2 separate regions of the Mus musculus genome follow, and region 1 is linked to region 2. A link is a loop called in an ENCODE intact Hi-C map of the cell type or tissue named here. Cell type or tissue: heart. All regions are shown on one strand. Links, peaks and the distances in the headings refer to the core of each region. The heading gives the core; the rest is flanking DNA. Region 1 has its middle 1.9 kb from the start of Sost. Region 2 has its middle 28 kb from the start of Gm39392.

Region 1 (2,805 bases), core at 199-2,698, 160 kb after region 2:
GCTCCCCCCACCCACCCAGAGGCAGAAGGATGCCTTTTTGGGGGGTTGGGGGCAGATTCTGGGGACTCTAACCTAGGGTCTCACGCTTGCTGTGCAAGCACCCTACTATTGAAGTATGACCCAGCCCTGGGAAGGATGCCTTTAAAGGAATCCCATTGACCCCAGCTCCACATTGCTCAGCACCTACAATTCTGACCAAGGAGATCTCTCTTGAATTTCTCTTCAAAACCAGTGGGAGAGGCAACCACCAGGCAAGAGGGACCTGGGCTCCATTACATGTGATTCTTAGCCAGGGAACTCATGGTGACTTATAGGCTGGTGTGCCAAAGGCAGTTCCTTCCCTGGCCAGGCTTCTTGCGGCCAACACAGAATTTCATTTCTTAGCAAAAAATCATTTCCCTCATTATTTCTTAGCTTATTACATTACCCCCCCCCCCGTGTGTCTGTGTGGGTGCATGGGAGACCTGAGGAGGTGTCTTTCTCAGTCATTCTCCCAAGTTATTCCCTGAGACAGGATCTCTGACTGAGACATTTAGGTTAGGCTGGCTAGCTGGCCAGTAAGCCCCCAGAATCCACCTGCCTTTCCCCTCAACTCTGAGGTTAGAAGGTTATTTTTCCACATGGTTGCTGGGGATTCGAACTCATGTCTTCATGCTTGTACAGCAAGCACTCTTACCATATCATCTCCCCAGCCTCTTATGGTATCACAAACAGCTCTGGGTCCTAGATGTAAGATCCAAGGGATGGATATATATATATAAATCAGAAAGCCATCTCAGGTCTATCTAAGCACAAAGAAATCCAATGCTCAGCCTGCAGTAGCAGGAGGGCCATGCCACAGGGAGAAGGAGAGGAGGGAGGGTTCACACCTGAGGTGCAAAAGGAGGAGGGGCTGGCGGAAGCTGCACTGAGACAGAAGGTTGGAGGACTCCCCAGCCCTGGAGGAAGACTGGGAAGGAGGCTGTGGTCCGCCTAGCCCGCTGTGGTATGCTAACTGGGTAATGAATCAGTGTCGTCCACCTGCAGAGCTTCTGCAAGGCTCTGCCACCTGCCTCGACTTGTAAGTGGCCGGTCCATCTGTGGCGATCTGCCTGGGTCCTCCTTTTCATCTTCTGTCACCCACACATCAATGCAGCTGCTCTGACAGCTTTACAAGGCAGACAGAAGTCCCCTCAGGAAGGGGACTCTGATACCTGCTTCCTAAGTCAGTTTCCTTCGGGGCAGACAAAACCAGCTGTGGCCATTGTTGGGGGTGATCTATCTCTCCTACCAGAGCTGTGAAGTTGTTAGAAGCTGGCCCTTTTGTCTGTGACCTCCAGTCTCCTTTTCCCCTGCTCTGGAATGTGGACTGTTAACCCTGTCTGGGCCAGAAAGCTTTCCTATTGCTCCAGACTTGGGAGAGGGCAGCTCCTGGGCCCGGGATTCTGTGAGCACCATAATGGTTCTCACAGCACCACCTGCTGATGGGAGATTATGCTGGCCACCTTAATGATGCGATCTGTCCTTGGAACACTTCCGCCACCTGCTGGACGTAACAGGAAAAATCAAGCGAGCAGAGAGTGGCCAGGCTCTAGATTTTGTTTATTTGTTATTTTATCTGTAATTGAAGTAGTGTCAACAAGAAAAAGGGTATACAGAGAAACTGAGCTTACCAGCCTATCTCTCTGGACCCTCCTCGGCCCATGGGTAGCCCTGCCTTTTCACAGGATGGCTCGTGGTGCCTGCCGTCGTGCCTGCCTTCTGTTTGGGGGCCTGGTTTGCTCGGTTTGGCTTTTTTTTTTTTTTTTTTTTTTAAGATTTATTTATTATATGTAAGTACACTGTAGCTGTCTTCAGACACACCAGAAGAGGGCATCATATCTCGTTACAGATGGTTGTGAGCCACCATGTGGTTGCTGGGATTTGAACTCTGGACCTTCGGAAGAGCAGTCGGGTGCTCTTACCCACTGAGCCATCTCACCAGCCCCTTGGTTTGGCTTTTGTTGTTTTCTTTTTTTCTTTTTCTTCATTTGAGGTTAAGTCAGTAATCGATGCTTTTACTCAACACAAAACCCTTATCATTTCCCAAGGTTAAGCTGCAGTCAAGCCCCAGGGTCTCAGTGGATCCCTATTGACTGCAGTTTAGATATTTCTGTCCCCCACCCCCACCCCCACCCCATGCTCTCAGCGAGGCCGCTCACTATAAACACTCTTGTGTGACATAATGGGTTTGCTGTTTGGTTTGGTTTGGGGACGACGGTCTTGCTGTACAGCCCCAGATACCTTCAAACTCGCCATCCTCTTGCTCCAGCTTTCCAAGTGCCCGTGGCTATAGGTGCACACCACCACACCTGGATAGGTTTTTTGTTTTTTAATTCTTCTTTTTTTTTAATATTTTGAGATAATTGTAATAGACAGTTCTTGAAATAATTCGGAGGGATTTTATGATCTCCCTACCCATTTCCCCTCCACAGCTCACCAAAGATGCCAGTCCAGCACCACAGCCAGGACGTGCAGTGCGCCGACGCCGACACACTCACATCCATCCTTACTTACCTAGGGCTCTCTCATGATGCCTGCGGCACGTGCTCATGCATCCGCTTCTACACGACCTTACCACGAGACTCGCCTGTCCGCCTTTGGCCCCAAGGATCTGCCCTGATGTCTTTTTTCATTATTTCTTTATTAAAGTTTTTGAAACAGGGTCTCATGCACCACAGGCTAGCTGAGGGCTAACCTTGATCACCTCCCGGAGGTGGAGATTAGAGGTAGCTGTCACCACAGCCCGTTCTTTCTGTCGCTTTTTGATGGAGTTGTCCACATGTC
Region 2 (2,805 bases), core at 113-2,612:
TAGAGGTGGGGAGATGGCTTACTTGGTAGTGTGCTTGCTATATAAATATGGGGACTTGAGTAAAAAAAAAAAAGCTGGCTGCAGCGGCTGTTTGTACCTTGTCACGGTTTGTATAAGTGGCACTATTAGAAGGTGTGGCCCTGTTGGAATAGGTGTGGCACTGTGGGTGTGGGCTTAAGATCCTCACCCTAGCTGCCTGGAAGCCAGTCTTCTGCTAGCAGCCTTCAGATGAAGACGTGAAACTCTCAGCTCCTCCTGCACCATGCCTGCCTGGATGCTGCCATGCTCCTGCCTTGATGATAATGGACTGAACCTCTGAACCTGTAAGCCGGCTCCAATTAAATGGTGTCCTTTATAAGACTTGGCTTAGACATGGTGTCTCTTCATAGACGTCAATAAAACCCTAACTAAGGCACACCTGTAACCCCAGCAGCGGGGACGGGGAGGAGGGAGGAAGGATCCCTGCCAGCCAGCGCAGCCCAGTCAGTGAGCTCCAAGTTCAGTGAGGGACCCTGTCTCAAAAAAGCCAAGGTGGACACTGGGGAAAGACACAGGACGTTGACCTCTGGCCTCTATACACATGGGCACATGGGCACCACAAAAGGGGGATAGGATTTTTAGAATCACATTTGCTTGTTGGTTTATTTGTGTATGTGTGTGAAAGTGGGTGTGGGTTTGGATGCATGTGTCATAGCATTCATGCGGAGGTCAGAAGACAGCTTGTGAGAGTCGGCTCTCTCCTACCACGTAGCTTCCTCAGCCAGAACTTAGGTTCTTCATGCATGCTCAGCTCTAAGTGCCTTTACTCACTGAGTCATCTCACCAGCCCAAGATATAATATTTTATTTGCAAAAATAGACACCCTGTGCTGTAAACTGTTAACACTTTCTTTGGGAAGTGGTGGTGTTGAATCCAGGGTCCAGAGCCTCAAACATACCGAGGTCCCCACTCTTCCACTGAGCTACAACACCAGTCAGAGAGCGGTTTAAAACAAAACCAAAAGAAAGCAAAAACAGGGCTGCAGAGATGGCTCAGTGATGGGTGTATACTACTCTTGCAGAGCAGTTTTTAGACTCTGCCTACAGGATTTGGATAGAATTCCTAGGCCGTCTCTCTCCTTCCCACTGGGAGGCTCATAGCTACCCGTCTCCAGCTCCAGGGCATCTGATGGCTCTAGCCTCTACAGGCACCTGCATGTATGTGCACATACCCACACGCAAACATATATAATTAAGATAAGATAAAAATTTAATAATGTAATTAACAACAATAAAAACCTAGAGTCACTTAGCTGGTGGAGGAGAAGTGAACGCCCACTCGACCCAGAAGTCTCCCCTGTAGTGGAGTGTTGCCGCCACCAGGTGGCAGTGTTGGCAAGCACACTGCTTCTCTAGCAGCTGCCAGGCCGGAATAGGAAGAGTTTTATTCCAGTTTCAACTTTTATTTAGAATGGAGATACCTTAATAGACCATCTAATCCCACGTGTCTTCACCTCAGAAGATGGGCAGCCAGAGATGGGGAAGATCTCTGCCCAAGATCACAGCGTGTTGATAGCAGAGCTCTCTACCTTAACATCCCTAACCTCAGGCACTCAAGGAACGGTTTCCATATCAGCTCTGTCTCTCTGTCTCTCTGTCTCTCTGTCTCTCTGTCTCTCTGTCTCTCAGTCTCTCTCTCCCCCCTGTGTCTCATGCATCCTCCGGCCTCCACCTCCAAATTTGAGAATTACAGGAAAGCACTGCTATGCTTTCGCAGTGCTGGGGTACAAAGCCAGGGCTTCCTTCAGGCTAGTAAGCACTCTGCCAACTGAGCTATGCCCCCAGCCCTTTCTTTTCCTGCTTTTTATGGGACGGGCTTTCACTATTTAGACTGGAATTCACTGTATAGACCAGGTGGCCTCAAATTCACAGCAATCCTCCTGCCTCAGGCTTCATAGTGCTTGTGGAACATGTGAGCTACTACTTCAGGCTGGTGTTTTAAGACAAGAGTCTGCTATTCTTTTGTAGGATGGATGACAAGGGCCTCTATCACACAGTACTTGTGTAGAAGGTTCTTGGGCCTGTTCTTGGGCTCATTCGGTAAGGGTGCTTGCTGCCAAGCCTGACACCCGAGTTTGATCCCAGGGACCCACATAATGGAAGCAGAGAATTGGCTTCCGCAAGCTGTCCTGTGACCTCTTCAACTTCATTGGGATATGCGCCCTCCATCCACAGAATAAATTAAAATGTAATTTAAAAAAGAAGGCTCTGCGTGCAGCTTGGCGCCCTAACTTTTAATCCCAACAGGGTCATAATGTGTAGGCGATTATACCTAGTTCAGCGGGGACCACTGGGATCTAGAGGGAAGCACTTCACCTTGGGTTACACAGTATTTGCTGAGTCTGAGCGTTTTGCTCTTTGGGAGCTGGTGGGGTTGGGTAGGAGAAGACTGATGTGACCCACCTCCGTGGTTTGTAACCTCTGAAGGGTCCTTTGTCCTGCACGGGAGAGTAGTGCGGAACAGCAAGCTCTGCGCAGACTCCGAGCCTCCTCACCCGCTCCCCCCTACAGCAGCTCCCCATGAGTTCCTTTCCAGAGCACTCACTGAGTAGGTTGCTAGTGGAAATGTGGTTTTCAAATTTGGGAAATCTCCATTAAGTCCTTTTATTTAAGGAGGATGTCATTATCACGCCTCCCCGAGGACTATTACGGTTCTATTAGGCAAGGCCGCAGACTTCCTAGGTACTGTCTGGGGTCTGATTCCTGGGCAGGAAAATACGAGACAGGAAGAAGGGGGGCAGGGAGCTGGAGAGAGAAAACGGGATGC

The links. Hi-C counts contacts between places; a loop is a spot of excess contacts. Peaks named below come from ENCODE experiments on the same cell type or tissue, not always from the same donor. Only the 100,000 strongest peaks of a DNase experiment are listed, where the experiment ranks them.
Region 1: a loop joins it to region 2, with 4 times the contacts of the local background. A loop is called at or near these places in 25 of 42 quality-filtered maps.

What each region holds. Positions count from the first base shown.
Region 1 is chr11:101,967,525-101,970,329 of GRCm38, forward strand. No RefSeq gene overlaps it. Among named protein-coding and RNA genes, the nearest start is that of Sost, 1.9 kb to the left of the region's middle. In heart, for the core only: a CTCF peak has its summit at 1,508 (motif pointing left); DNase peaks (open chromatin) are centred at 987 and 1,557; H3K4me3 peaks cover 582 bases; H3K27ac peaks cover 498 bases; H3K27me3 peaks cover 736 bases.
Region 2 is chr11:101,812,088-101,814,892 of GRCm38, forward strand. No RefSeq gene overlaps it. Among named protein-coding and RNA genes, the nearest start is that of Gm39392, 28 kb to the left of the region's middle. In heart, for the core only: a CTCF peak has its summit at 1,363 (motif pointing right); a DNase peak (open chromatin) is centred at 1,354; H3K4me3 peaks cover 351 bases; H3K27ac peaks cover 512 bases.